Regions from separate parts of the Homo sapiens genome. Here region 2 is linked to region 1. Evidence: chromatin contacts called from ENCODE Hi-C or POLR2A ChIA-PET data. All regions are on one chromosome and are shown on one strand. Each heading gives the region's core, a stretch centred on a gene start or an enhancer-like site at or near the end of the contact. The rest is flanking DNA. Distances are from core to core; before and after follow the strand shown.

Region 1 (7,178 bases), core at 1,224-3,723:
GCAGCAATAAATATCATGACTAAAACACATCTGTCATAGAGTGTGTGAAATACATCTGAGATGAGACCCAGACTGCTGGTCAACACATCATAGAATGATTCTACAGAGGCAAAAAGCGTTCCGTCCTCTCTTAGAGGGAGATGAAAAGACGTTGGTAGACAAAATGAAGACCTAGTACTCACTATCACTCCTCCAGACAGGATGTGTTCTGCACTTTCCTGGTATGCCATTTTGTTCATAGCCTGAAGTCAGACTGTTGTTGGATGTATTCAGAAATTTCCAAAGCACTAATAAAAACAGGAAAGGATCAATCATGGGGACATTTGGAAACTTCCATTTTGACTGAACAAATGGAATCCACGTAGATATCCAGGATTACGACAAAGAAGATAAGCATTGTGGAAGCCATAAAGGGAGAAATCCAAGATTTATCTTTAACCTCAGTTGTCACAGGAAAGACAATGACCCATGGGCACAAGAGAAGCAGGAAATAAGATGGGATAAAGCTTGAAGACTTTTGGCTCCACTGATGTCTATAGAGAGCTTTCTGGGAGCTGTATGAAAACCAGCTTTACACCACAAAGCCAAGACTAGCAATAATATTCCATGCTTGTTATCTGCCATGTCTAAGAAGGCAATGGTTGTGTAAAGCATGTAAGTTAGAGCCCTGAACTACCCTAATTAAATGGGGTGTTCAGCCGTTTTAGCCTTGAGATCATCACTGTCAAAAAACAGCAATAAATAGATGACAGCAATAATGAAGAAAGCAGTCCCCTGTATTGAAGTTCTGCTCTGTGTTACAAAAAGAGCTTGGTTTATGGCTGTATTTCTTAGAGATGAGAGACAAAATATACAGACAATGGCCAGACCACATATAAAAACAGAACTCTGACCCATAACCTACAGCAGCCTGCCTAGGAAATCAACCCACTTTTCTACAATAAACAGCCCAGGAAGCCACTTGCTGTAAGTCACACTTGTAGGAAGTCAGACTTTCTCTGGTAACAATCCAGGAAACTAAACAGTAACTCCAGTAACAGTCAGCTCCAAATGGCCAGGACTTTATTAATAACTGACAACTTCCCAAATTTTTGTTCCTGTTTCTAACTTAGGAGCAACGTAGGAAAGCCAAATACGTACCCTAAACCAATCCCATAGGATGCTGTGCATCTAGTTAGCTATCCTCAGCTTCCCCATGCCAACAGCCTCCAATCAGGGAACATGCGAAAAAAAGGGTGATACCTTTTCCACTATAAAGCTTTCCTACTCCTCTGCTGGTCTTTGAGTCTCTCCCAAAATGGAAGTGATGGTGGCTGACTTCTTTGTTGTAGAATAGATAGCCTTTACTTTCTTATTTGGTTAGTCTTTGTTTTCACAGAAGTTATTGGCGAACTCCATTTATTAAAGTCATGGGTGCTGATATGGTTTGGCTCTGTGTCCCCACCCAAATCTTACCTTGAATTACCCCACATGTTAGGGAGGGACATGGTGGGAGGTGATTGGATCATGGGGGCAGTTTCCCTCATTCTTTTCTCGTGATAGTGAGTGAGTTCTCCTGAGATCTGATGGTTAAAAAGTGTGGCACTTTCTCCTTCTCTCTCTCCTGCCACCATGTAAGATACGCCTTGGTTCCCCTTTGCCTTCTGCCATGATTTTAAATTTCCAGAGACCTTCCCAGCCAAGCGGAACTGTGAGCCAATTAAACCACTTTTCTTTATAAATTACCCAGTCTCAGGCAGCTCTTCATAGCAGTGTGAAAATTGACTAATACAGGTGCTTTTTGAAAATGCAGTTTCCTGGACTCCCCACAGGTTTACAGAATCAGAATCTCTGGGAGTAAGGCCCAGAAATTTGCATTTTCATCCATAGCCCTAGTGGCTCTCATGCATACTAATATTGAGGACCAGTGTCCTAGAATATTTGGTGATTATCTTTCTCTGGCATTTGTATCACACCTATGTTCATCCATAGCCCTAGTGACTCTTGTGCATGCTAATATTGAGGACCAGTGTCCTAGAATATTTGGTGATTATCTTTCTCTGGTTTTCGTATCACAACTATGTTATGTGTATGAAATACCTAACTATCCCCACTTGTGTGTTTCAAAAGGTCCTTTTGCCTACAGGAGCAGGCTAAATCTCATGACATTCCCCACACTCAATCCTCACCCAGAATTCCTGAGCTCTGGGGAAGGTGCCATCTCCAGCCTGGTTTGCAAGCCAGAAACACAGGCTCTCTCTTACAGGGAAAATGAAAATACATTTTAAAAATGTGAATAACCCCCAAAATATCAGGTAAGGCACATAAAACAAAAATAAGGCGGCGTCAGTAGAAAACACAAGACAAAATGAAATGCAGCGAATCACTGGAAATGTTGAGGGAAGTAGCAGTTCTGGGTCAGGGGAGGCAGAAACAGCTACAGCTTGGGAGCTGTGGCCAGTGTGTTCTCTGAGAGGTAGCTATGCAGACCCAAGCTAACAGCCAACCCCAGAAACCTCAGCCTGATTCAGATTCACCTCAGGGTGAATCTGGTGACTCAGCCTGAGTGGGAGCAGTTTCACTACCCGACTCTCTGTGTAATTTAATCTTGTGTTTGCAGCCAATACCTAGCCAATACAGAAAATTAATGTATGGGAGGAGGCCAGCTGCTCTTGACATGGAAAGTTCAGATTATTTTCAAGCTTCAAGAAGGGAACCAGCGACAGGGATAAATGAATGAGTAGAGCCACTTACCAGCAAAAAGCGTTGGAATTTTTTCTATACCACTCCAGCCCCTCATTGCAGGGCTGCTGTAGAGAACTGATGTCCCCAGTTCTGCCCATCTCAGGTATACTCCAGGAGGCTCGCCGGCTGACAGCTTCCTTGCTCTGCCGCCTGTGTGAAGGGGCTGCCACTCTCTGTTCTCAGGTCTTGGTGACTGATGATGGGTCCATTTTTCCTTTTGTTGATGTTATAAGTGGGACTGTTAATTCTATTTTTGGATTGTTCATTTCCCAATCTTTTTTTTTATTATTATACTTTAAGTTCTAGGGTACATGTGCACAACATGCAGGTTTGTTACATATGTATACATGTGCCATGTTGGTGTGCTGCACCCATTAACTCGTAATTTACATTAGGTATATCTCCTCATTTCCCAGTCTTTTAAGACATACCAAATAATTTTCTCTGTGAGTGTGAGCTTACAGAAAAGAGCTCTCGTTGTCTTTCTGGCAGCAACACCGTTGATAATGCATTGCTGGCAATATCTACTTGTGGTTTTCTGTAAAAATGCTGTGAGTTTAAGGACATTTACCTAATAGTCTGACTGGGAAATCCTAGATTTTAGTAATTAAAAAAATACATTGCTTTGCCTCTAGCAAATAAGAACAATGTCTCTTTGCTGATTCAGATATATTGAATCTTTCCAAAGCATTTGCTTTAGTTAAAGCAATTTTTGATTAGTATTATTCTAATTAGAACAATTTTTAAATTTTTACAGATGAGGTTTCACTCTGTTGCACAGGCTAGTCTCGAAATTCTGGCCCCAAGGAATCCTCCTACCTCAGCCTCCTGGGTTGTGGGGATTACATGTGCTTGCTACTGAAGCGGGCCAATTAGTATTTTTTTAATGGACAAGTTATAATTGTGTGCATTTATTTGATACAATGTGATGTTCTAATTCATGTAACGGAGTTCTGGGAAAGTCATACCAACCTACAGTGGTACCTTTGTGGAAAGATTAAATCAAGCTAATTAACATACCCATTACCTTGCTTATTATTTTTAGTTTTAATAGAGCCAGTAAATCTTTTCACACTCGAATTTAACTTATATTAAATTATTTATATTGTACAACTTACACAAGTTAAATTAATTAACTTGTTTATCTTATATTAAATTAGGCAATTATAATAACTAGTAAAAATTTTATATACTGGTTTGGCATAAACTTAATTGATTGGAGTAAAAGTAGGCAAGGATTTGATTCTAAAATGAAGCCTTAAAATCTTGAGCTTTATTTTGACTATTTTTTTCTCATTATGTAAGGTACTTTATTATTTATTTTTAAAATAATTTTAAGCTTTAATTGAGCTAAGCCTATTCAGTAAGTTTTTCAGTATACCTAGAGAATAAAGGTTAATTGAGGCTGCAGTTAGGAAGATTTCTCTCTTTTTAAATTTTTATATTTTGTAGATATTTTGTAGGTATGAGGTGTCACTATGTTGCCCAGGCTGGTCTTGAACTCCTGGCCTCAAGTGATCATTTTACTTCTGCCTCTCAAAGTGCTAGGATTACAGGTGTGAGTCATTGCACCAGGCCAAGAAGAATTCTCTTAAAAGTCAATTTTTTTTTCTGATTGAATTGGTGGTTTCCAGTCCCTTCTTTTTTGTTGTTTTTTGTTTGTTTGTTTGCTTGCTTGCTTGATTTTTTTAGAGACAGAATTTGTGCTGTCACCCAGGCTAAAGTGCAGTGGTATAATCATAGCTCACTGCAGCCTCAAACTCCTGGGCCCAAGGGATCCTCCCACGTCAGCCTCTCAAGTAGCTGGGACTACATGCATGTGCCATCAAGCCTGGCTAATTTTTTTGTATTTTTAGTAGAGACGGGGTTTCACCATGTTGGCCAGGATGGCCTCGATCTCTTGACCTCGTGATCCACCCACCTTAGCCTCCCAAAGTGGTGGGATTACAGGTGTGAGCCACCGCGCCCGGACTACCATCTGTTCATTTTTAAAATGAATCTTGCTTGGGACTACAGGCCCCAGAATGGAGATAGCACTTCTTCCTGCAGGAACCAGGGACCACCTCACTCTCTTGACACTACAGAGCCTGCCTTCCTTAGCCCCTGCTTGTTAGGTGCTCCTAAATGCAACCTTTGTGGCCATACTTAGCATGCAGTGTCCTCCCTCAGGCTGTGAGCATACGTGGGGCTAATAATCTACTGTTGATTTTATCCACCCAGAATTAACGTCCTGTGTTTTGCCATCCCCACAGCCCTAGGGTGGGCATCCTTTTCTTATAAACAAGGTAAACAGGAGGCAATTAAAACAATAAAAAATTTTAAAGAGAAGTTTAGTGTTCATAAATGTCTTTAACATTAAACCACCGATAGTCTAGAGGCAGCCTTTCAAACTTCTATAAATTGGAATAGACTTTGGAGATGAATCATAACGGCTGAATAGATGCAGGTATGTTTGTCTCCCCCACAGAGAAAACCAGAATAGCAAGTAGATACTCACATTTCAAACAAATGGTCTAGGAGAGAATGCTGAGGTTCACCAGAGAAGAGATGGGAAGCACCAGAAGTAAGAAAAGGGTTTGAGGCAGCTTGCCCACCTGGGATTGACTGAGCTGGGAGAGGCTCCTGGAATGTGTGGGGAAGCAGTAAGAGAGAAAGCCCCTGGGCTCCACACTCCTAGACAGGCTTTTATAATCTTGGCTGTGGGAGAAACCCCGGACTCATTAGGGCCTCCGGCCTGACATATGAAGCTGCCCAAAGATGTTGCTCCAGAAAGGGAACCCCCACACACTCCCACAGGCATCTGAACCCTGGGCAGCCTCAGATGGGCACCATTTTGAGAGCCCAGACATCAGGTATCTACAGACAGCTGCTGCCACTTTACTGCTGCAAGGAGGCAGAGGGGAGACCAGGCACTCCCATGCACCCCTGGGAGAGTTACTGCCTCCCTGCTGAAGGCTGAAGTTGAGACTTACACGTGAGCAGACTGCATTCCCCATAGCTTCTTGCCCATGCTGCTTGCCTGCGAGGGACCTCAGCCTCTCTGGTTGCAGGCCCAAGGTGCAGTTTCCATAGTTTAAGTTCAGGCTGTGCCCTGCCCTTGGCCTCAGTTTGAGTTGACATGGCTGCAGCTGTGGCCCGGTTTAGGAGGGACAGGGAGTCCAGACTCCCTTATACATACTCAAGATAATACTCAACACCCTGCTATGGGATGATGCTTTTCTGGGAGGGATCTCTGTTTTGTCTGGTCACAAGCCCACAGCTGGCACCATTTTGAGAGTTTAACACTTGGCTGTGCCCCGCCCTCCAGGTGAGTTTGAGGTGATGAGTTCCACACCCTGCTGGGAGAGGAACAGGGTAGACTAAGCTCTCTTACCAAACAGGGTAGTCCAAGCTCTCCAGGGTACACCACACTTAGGACAGTGACCACTGCAGTACTACAAGTGACTGTGGGACTGGGGACAAGCCTGCCAACTGATCGCATCTTCTTGTAACACCAACATGGAGGGCTTGGGTCCCAGTGAGCTGTTCTACCACTGCTACTGCTATCTCCCATGCCACACCAGCTGCCCAGAGGTCTGAGAACCTGCCCACACACAGGGATCATCGTTCCCACTGCAAGCTTCTAAGCCAGACATCTGGAGGCCCAAGAATCAGCCCCTAGAACCTACTGACTGGAGCCAGGGTATGCTGCTCTGGGGCCTAAAAACAGTCATTCTCATCCCACTGCTGCTACTACTGGGGCCAAAGACTGGCTTAGTTGACGTCCAAGTTCCCAGTTAAACTTTACTACAACCTCAACTAATAGCTGTAGCTTAAGCCACTGAGGAAATCACAGATACCACTGACCCTGAATACTGCCAAAGAAGTCATGCAAAGACCACTCTACTGCAGGTCAATTGGGATAATTTCCCTAACCCCTTCACAAGACTTGTGACAGAGGTGCCTCACTCGCTCAGCCTGTAGTGCTCAATTGCTCACCAGTGGGTGGGGTGGGGTGGGGGTGCAGCTTGCCGGCAAGGGGATGCAGGAGCCCGGGTAGGTGTGTTTTGGGCACTGGCAGGAGCACAACTGTGTACTGGCCCTGCAGCAGCATCTGGGGGATGCCCACAACTCATGAAGCCTCAGAGGGAGTGTTACAGTCAGTGCTCTTTTGGCTCTGCCATCCATGAATGGCTTAGGTGTTGAACAGCTCGGTGTGACAGCCCTCTGTATCCTGAGCTCCTGCTCAGTGTCCAGGAAGAATCAGGTTGCATGAACGAATTGAAGATGGTAAATGTGGGGGATTTTATTGCCGATGAAAGTGGCTCTCAGCGGGAAGGGGAGCTGGAAAGGGGATGAAGCAGGAAGGCATTCTTCCCCTGAAGTCTGGCCATCCCCAGCTGGGCTCCTCTCCAAAGCTATGTCATTGAGCCATCCCTCTGAAGTCAAGTTGCTTCTCTCCGAAGTTCAACTGT
Region 2 (7,178 bases), core at 3,491-5,990, 310 kb after region 1:
ACCAGCCACTGGAAAATGACCTGACATCCTGAGAAGTCCGTAGGATAAAAGAAAGCTGTGTTTCCGCCGGGCGCGGTGGCTCACACCTGTAATCCCAGCACTTTGGGAGGCAGAGGCGGGCAGATTACGAGGTCAGGAGATCGAGACTATCCTGGCTAACACGGTGAAACCCCGACTCTACTAAAAATACAAAAAAATTAGCCAGGTGTGGTGGCAGGTGCCTGTAGTCCCAGCTACTTGGGAGGCTGAGGCAGGAGAATAGTGTGAACCCGGGAGGCGGAGCTTGCAGTGAGTCAAGATCACGCCACTGCACTCCAGCATGGGCAACAGAGAGAGACTCTGTCTCAAAAATAAATAAGTACATAAAAATAAAAATAAATGCAGTCCTGGAAGACTTCAGGCCATGGAAGCAGTTTTCAGTACTTGTTTTAGCAGCCACATCATTTTTCCAAATTAAATCTTACATGGATTTCCCCCCATATGTCAAGGGGCAGACTATGATTTCATTAGCATACATTTATTTTATGAGTTCATATTTGTACAAAAGAGCATCTCAATCACAAAGAACAATGAAGAGTTTTAGCTGAACCCCCTTTTGAAATCAGGGGTTTACAGAAGCCAGATGCAGCCCTCCAACAGCTGGCACATTCAATTTACTTGTGAATTTTTGCTTGGGATTTGCCCTACCAGTGATGTTTTCACTCAGCTAAGTAGCTTCAAATGGTGACAGTTTTGCATGACAACTTGCATTGGAGTCCCAGGATACACTTTGGTCCAGAAAATCTTGAAAGAGAAGTGGTAGGATTTTGATTTCATGGGCAACATTGAACAACCACGCATGTTGTGTATCACAAATATAAATGTTATACCCCTGAAATCCACAATAAGCACAAAATACAGTCTTCATGCTGCAATATGATAAGAAATGTCACACTATCCCTTATTATACAACGATTATGCCTTGATGGGAGAGCAGCATGCAACAAACACGCTGGAGGCTTTCGTAGCATTTATTCAAGCTCAGACTCTGGGATGCAATAACGAACACAGTAGTACAATATTCTGCGAGTGGGTATGCCCAGGCTGGGCATTTACAAGGAATAGAAAAATCAGGCCGGGCGTGGTGGCTCACGCCTGTAATCCCAACACTTTGGGAGGCCGAAGTGGGCGGATCACAAGGTCAGGAGATTGAGACCATCCTGGCTAATACGGTGAAACCCTGTCTCTACTAAAAATACAAAAATTAGCTGGGCGTGGTGGTGCGCACCTGTAGTCCCAGATACTCAGGAGGCTGAGGCAGGAGAATCACTTGAACCCAGGAAGCAGAGGTTGCAGTGAGCCAAGATCGTGCCACTGCACTCCAGCCTGGGCTACAGAAGGAGACTCCACCTCAAAAAAAAAAAAAAAAAAAAAAAAAGAATCAACAGAGAAGCTGGGCGCAGTGGCTTACACCTGCAATCCCAGCACTTTGGGAGACCAAGGCGGGAGATTGAGACCATCCTGGCCAACATGGTGAAACCCTTTCTCTAGTAAAAATACAAAATTTAGCTGGACGTGGTGGTTCATGCCTGTAATCCTAGCTACTAGGGAGGCTGAGGCAGGAGAATCGCTTGGACCAGGGAGTCAGAGGTTGCAGTGAGCTGAGATTGCACCTCTGCACTCCAGCCTGGTGACAGAGCGAGACTCTGTCTCAAAAAAAAAAGACGTTAGGAGTCTCTGACATTACAATTTGGTAGGCTGAGTCTTTGTGTTGTGTGTAAGTTACATTTTTGAAAAGAGATTCAGTCAAACCTTTGCAGATCCTTGAACTAACAAGTTTGCAAATTGACAGGTCCGTTGTCTCTGAGCAAAAGATCTGCCTACTCACATGTATTTGGATTTTACCTGATTTTTAAAATTCTTCTTCACCTCAGTGTTAACGTCGTTCATTGGTAACTCTTGAAAATGGCCTCTTAATGATTTACCTCCTTTTGGACCATTGCCCAGAAGCCTTGCCTCTTCTTTAGAGAGTGGAGTTCACTCCTCCTCACCAAGCCAGAGCTTCTGGAATTTAACTTGGGGAGACTCACACCCTCACCCCAGGCGCCAATCGGGGCAGAAGGGTCCCGCTTCTGACCACTTCTGTAAGAGAGACTCAGCGTGTAGAGAAAGACGACAGCTTTTCAAGAGCCGCTTACAGATCAGTGAGTTCCTCAGAGGTGGGGAGCAGGCAACTCACTCTCAGCCATGGTTTCTGCTTGACATGCGCAAAACAGGGTGGCCCACTCCGAACAAGTTTGTGCCAGAGGTACATTCAAGGTACATGCTTTTGAAACACAGAAAACGGCTCTAGACTTTGCAATAACAGGATTTCCAGGAGGGCGCAAAGCTAGAGGGGTCCGTGCCGCCCGCCTCCCCCCAGCAAGAGAGGCTGTCCCCAGAATCAGGCCGTGGGTGACAGCCGAAGGAGGATGGCGGCCCTTCTCCCGAGTAGGGATCTCCCTGACACGTTCCTCCTGGGTCTGCGTGAGTTTTCTTCAACTCCAGTAAGAGATCTGCAAAACCTTGGAATCCAGGACCGTTTCCACCTCCTCCATTTTCTGCAAAGGGCGCAGGCGCCTGGGGTCAGCCTGTGGTCTCCATAGCAACGGTCGGACGCGCTGCTAGGTTCTGGCTCTGACTGCGCCTGCGCGGCTGGTCCCGCGGGGTCTCCCGAGTAGCGGAAGATATTTGTGGGTCTTTGAGACCCTTCCTCGCTTAGAAATTACTCTCATCTACTCAAATGATACCCATACACATATTCAGGTGTTACCCGCACACTCTCAAATATTACCCACAACTACTTTCAATTATACGCGGATGCCACCCACACACTCTAATGCTACCCACACTCACTAACGTGTATTCAAGTAACCCAAATGTTACCCGCACCTACTCAAATAGCTACTATGAGAGTCACGGGCAAGGTTTTGGTCTGTTTATTCCCCTTCTGTATCCCCAGTGCCTGGCACACTGTAGGTCCTCAGGAAATTTTGTTGGTTGCATGGATACATGGATGAATGAGCAATCCACACTCAACCAGATTTTATGATCATTCAGCTGTTACCCACATGTACTCAAATGCTACCTACGCTCACTCTGATGTCTCCAAGTAATTCAAATATTACCCACTTACTCTGAGTGCCATGAAGGCAGGGATTTTTATTGAGTTTACTCCCTTCCATATCCCCAGCTCCTGGAACATAGTAGGTATGCAATAAATATCTGTAAGATGAATAAATGAGCCACGGGCACCCAGACGTTAACCACACCCACTCAGATGTAACCCACAAGTTAGTTAACTCAGATAAAGATATCCACCTCTTTCGCACTAGTCAGATGTTACCTGTGCTATCCAAATGATACCCATTCTTACTCCAAAGTTACCCACTCACTAGAGTCATTCCCACCCTCCCTTGCATTACCCACACTCACTCGCACTCCTTAAACGTAGTGAGGTGGTACCTACCCTCCCACAGTCATCACCCACACCCCCTCAGACACTCCCCACGCCCACCCGATGCCACCACCTCACAGCTTCTTGTCTGAGGCGTGATGCCGCCGGCGGTTTTTCTTGTTCTTCCTTTTGCCCCTCTTGCCAACTCCAGCCTTGCTCTCCTTCTCGGAGGAGTCCAGAGGTGGCACCACGTCCATCTGGACGGTGGCCCCAGCCTCCGGTTTCTCCCCCAGCCCAGGCACAGAGCACTTTCTTGCAGGCAGCTCTCTGGGGCCCGTGGCTGGGGGACACAGTTCCTGCCTCAGGACCCGGGCCATATCCTCCACCGTCCTGCCCTCGCTCTGCAGAAAGAGGTTCAGCTTGGTCAGGAATTCAATGTCCTGCTTCCGGGGCATGTAGACCACTCTCCACACACCGCCCTTGCCCTTGATCTCCCTGGGGACCACGGCGTAATTGATGTCCTCCGTCAGCTGAATGATGGCCGCCTTGGATTTATCTTCTTCCAGATAGGCCTTCCCAGCCACTTCGAACTTGCCTAGAGGTTTGAGGGGCAGCCGAATAATCTCTTCGAATTCCTCGTGGTTGCAGTCCTCCGGGATCCCCAGGATCATCAGGGACTTGTAACTGTCCACCTCCAGGGCCTTGCACCCGTGCTCCAACAGTGCAATGTCCTTCACCCCGAACAGCATCTTGCCCAACTCTTTGAGGCAGCAGTATGCCCGCTGGTGGACACCTGAGCTGCCTCGGGAATCCACGAAATTATCCAGGATGCCGCGATTCCTTCCCAAAGGCTACGAGAGAGTGAGGCCTCAGGGGCCGGAGGCCGCTCCCAGGACCCCTTCGTCCAGCTCAGTGAAGGATGCCCCCAGCCCCTGCCTGCAGGGCTGTGCAACGTCGGGGCTTCTGTGGCTCCCTCTGAGTGGGCTCGAAGATTCCCAGGGACTTACGCGTGCTGGAGAAGCAGAAGGCGGTGTTTGCCACCTGACTCGTGGCTCCCGGGTCCTGGGCAAGGCTGCACCAAGGAGGGTCTAAAGATGATGCTTCCCCTTTCTTGGCGTGGCCTCCGAAGGTCTCACAGGCCCCAACGGTCTCTCCGGATCTGGGACTGCTGATCTCCCTGGGACAACTGCCAACAGAGTGTCGTAGGCGCGGCCCTGGCAGGCAGGGAGGCGCGTCCCTCACCGCTGGCCCAGAGGTTGCACTCAGTGCCCTGTCGCCGGACTAGGACGAGGATGTGGCCGCTGCACTTGCTCCCGCGGTGACGTCACCGCCTCCTTCCGCTCTGCGGCCTGGCGGTCTCCATGGCAACCGCTGAAGCATCCATCTCCTCTGCCATTGGCCGACTGGCCGCATTGAAATCAAGAGTCTGAGGGGGTCATTCGGAGGTGAGGGGTCGGCCACCAGCCCTCAGAAGCGCCCGCGATTCTCCTTTGAATAATAGCCGATTCCAGGGGTGAGGGGACAGCGAATGTACAAGAGGCACCCGGGGCATCTTTTGGGGTCAGAAAGTAAGGAAGTGATTAAAAAAAAAAAATGAGAACACCTGGAAAGACAGAGGAACCAGCCTGAAATGCTCCCACTGGCCAACCCTGGGACAATTTGAGCATCAACGTTAAAAATGAAAGTAACAGATTATAACCCCTTGAATAAAATTAGAATCTATGAGTTGATGTAGATATAAGCACGTGAATGCAAAGTTTGGTGAAGAATGTGAACTATCAAAGTACCTGCCCATATAATACTCATCAAAGGGAACAAATGTATCTTTACAGTGGAATGTTCTTGCATGTAGGACACACACACACACACACACACACACTATAATATTCAGAGCGATATGACAATTTAGACTCAAAATGCTTCAGAGGATAAAACATTCTTTTTTTTTTTTTTTTTTTTTTGAGATGAAGTCTCCCTCTGTTGCCCAGGCTAGAGTGCAGTGGCCCGATCTTGGCTCATTGCAACCTCTGCCTCCCCAGTTCAAGCGATTCTCCTGCCTCAGCTTCCCAAGTAGCTGGGATTACAGGCATGTGCCACCAAGCTCAGCTAATTTTTGTATTTTTAGTAGAGATGTAGTTTCACCATGTCGGCCAGGCTGGTCTTGAACTCCCAACCTCAGGTGATCCATCCACTTCGGCCTCCCAAAATGCTAGGATTACAGGCCACAGCCATTGCACCTGGCCGCGAAAACATTCTTTATACTATATTTGCAACTCTTCTGTAGGTTTATGGTTGTTTCAAATAAATGTTTAAAAATAAATAAGAAATGTCTCCCCCATGTGATGACATCCACAATGTCTATTCCTCTCCTCCCCAGTCCCCATTAATAAAGCCAAAACATTTGGGTTAGGTCGACACCCTTTATACCCCCAGTTCCAGGGATAAGCCCTGATTGGCTTGAACCAATTAGCATAATCTCACCCTCCTTCCCACAGTGATTGGTTCAGAAATGGTCACCCAGGTAACCTGGACAAAAAGCAATTAGTGCTTAATATGCCCCTCTTCTCTGAGATTGGTTAAAGGTTAGACACGTGAACTCAGTAAGTCCAGTCAGAATGAAGGTAAGGATTTCTGCAACTGGTAAGCGGAGGAAGACTCTCTCTTTCCTCCTAGACGTGAAAGACTAAGTATAGGAGCTACAGGAGGCTGTCTTGGAAGCATGACAAACTCTCTTCCTTCCTTCCTTCCTTCCTTCCTTCCTTCCTTCCTTCCTTCCTTCTTTTTTCTTTCTTTCCTTCTTTCTTTCAGACAGAGTCTTGCTCTGTCGCCCAGGCTGGAGTGCAGTGGCGCGATCTCGACTCACTGCAACCTCAACCTCTCAGGTTCAAGCAATTCTCCTGCCCCAGCCTGTAAAACAGCTGAGATTACAGGCGCCCGCCACCACGCCCGGCTAACTTTTTGTGTTTTTAGTAGAGACAGGGTTTCACCATGTTGTCCAGGCTGGTCTCAAACTCCTGACCTCAAGTGATCCACCTGCCCCGGCCTCCCAAAGTGCTGGGCTTACAGGCATGAACCACCGCGTCCAGCCAATAAACACTTTGAGGATGAACTTTGCATCTAGAGGAAGGCAGAGTTGAGGGAACAACCAGAAACCAGGCCATAGTCAGGAAGACATCATATGCCTCAGGATCAAACAACACCTGAAACCGACATCCCCTGAAACTTTGTTTTTACACGTAGTCAGAAGTGCACGAATTATAAATGAAAATCCATTAACTGAACACATGGTGTAACCAGCACCCAAATCAGTAAATGAACATCATAGCATTCCCAGAGGATATCCTGTGCTTTCTCCAAATCACTATATCCTCTTAAGGGAAGCCACTATCTTGACTTTCAACAGCATAGGTTAGTTTTGCCTGTTTTTGTATTTTACATAAATGGAATCACATATTACGTGGTCTATGTTTCTTGGTGAACATATATGTACATATCCATTAGTTTTAAGCCTGAACAAATGCCTTAGCAGATTCTACAAGTTTCCCAAACTGGTCGTACCATTTTATTCTCCCACCAAACAGTGTAAAAAAAAAAAATCCAGTTTCGCCACATGCTCATCAATACTAGATTTTTTTTTTTCCTGAGATGGAGTTTTGCTCTTGTTGCCCAGGCTAGAGTACAATGGCACGATCTCGGCTCACTGCAAGCTCCGCCTCCCGGGTTCACGCCATTCTTCTGCCTCAGCCTCCCGAGTAGCTGGGAC

The links. Hi-C counts contacts between places; a loop is a spot of excess contacts on that map. ChIA-PET counts read pairs that join two places held with the same protein, here RNA polymerase II (POLR2A). Pooled maps may share reads with other maps.
Region 2: a pooled map shows a loop between it and region 1 (10-fold over the local background). The contact joins the promoter of PNMA8C here to the enhancer-like site in region 1. A Hi-C loop is called at or near these places in 4 of 50 pooled maps. POLR2A ChIA-PET finds 5 or more read pairs at or near these places in 2 of 52 experiments (A673 and activated T-cell).

The regions. Positions count from the first base shown.
Region 1 is chr19:46,113,083-46,120,260 of GRCh38, forward strand. IGFL3 (IGF like family member 3) reads right to left here. Exons shown (of 4, transcript NM_207393.2): 4 at 6,985-7,178. It also overlaps a transcript of IGFL2 not described here and the pseudogene LOC100533846. Among named protein-coding and RNA genes, the nearest start is that of IGFL3, 8.0 kb to the right of the region's middle. Within about 2 kb of position 2,474, at least 5 of the 41 ENCODE cell types and tissues checked have a DNase peak (open chromatin) inside an H3K27ac peak, as active enhancers do.
Region 2 is chr19:46,424,196-46,431,373 of GRCh38, forward strand. It overlaps PNMA8C (PNMA family member 8C), which reads right to left and starts at 4,741. Exons shown (of 1, transcript NM_001386793.1): 1 at 502-4,741. The coding sequence starts at 4,164. The coding sequence ends at 3,550. RefSeq lists enhancers at 1,912-2,419, 2,131-2,260, 2,420-2,926, 2,771-2,820, 4,472-4,741.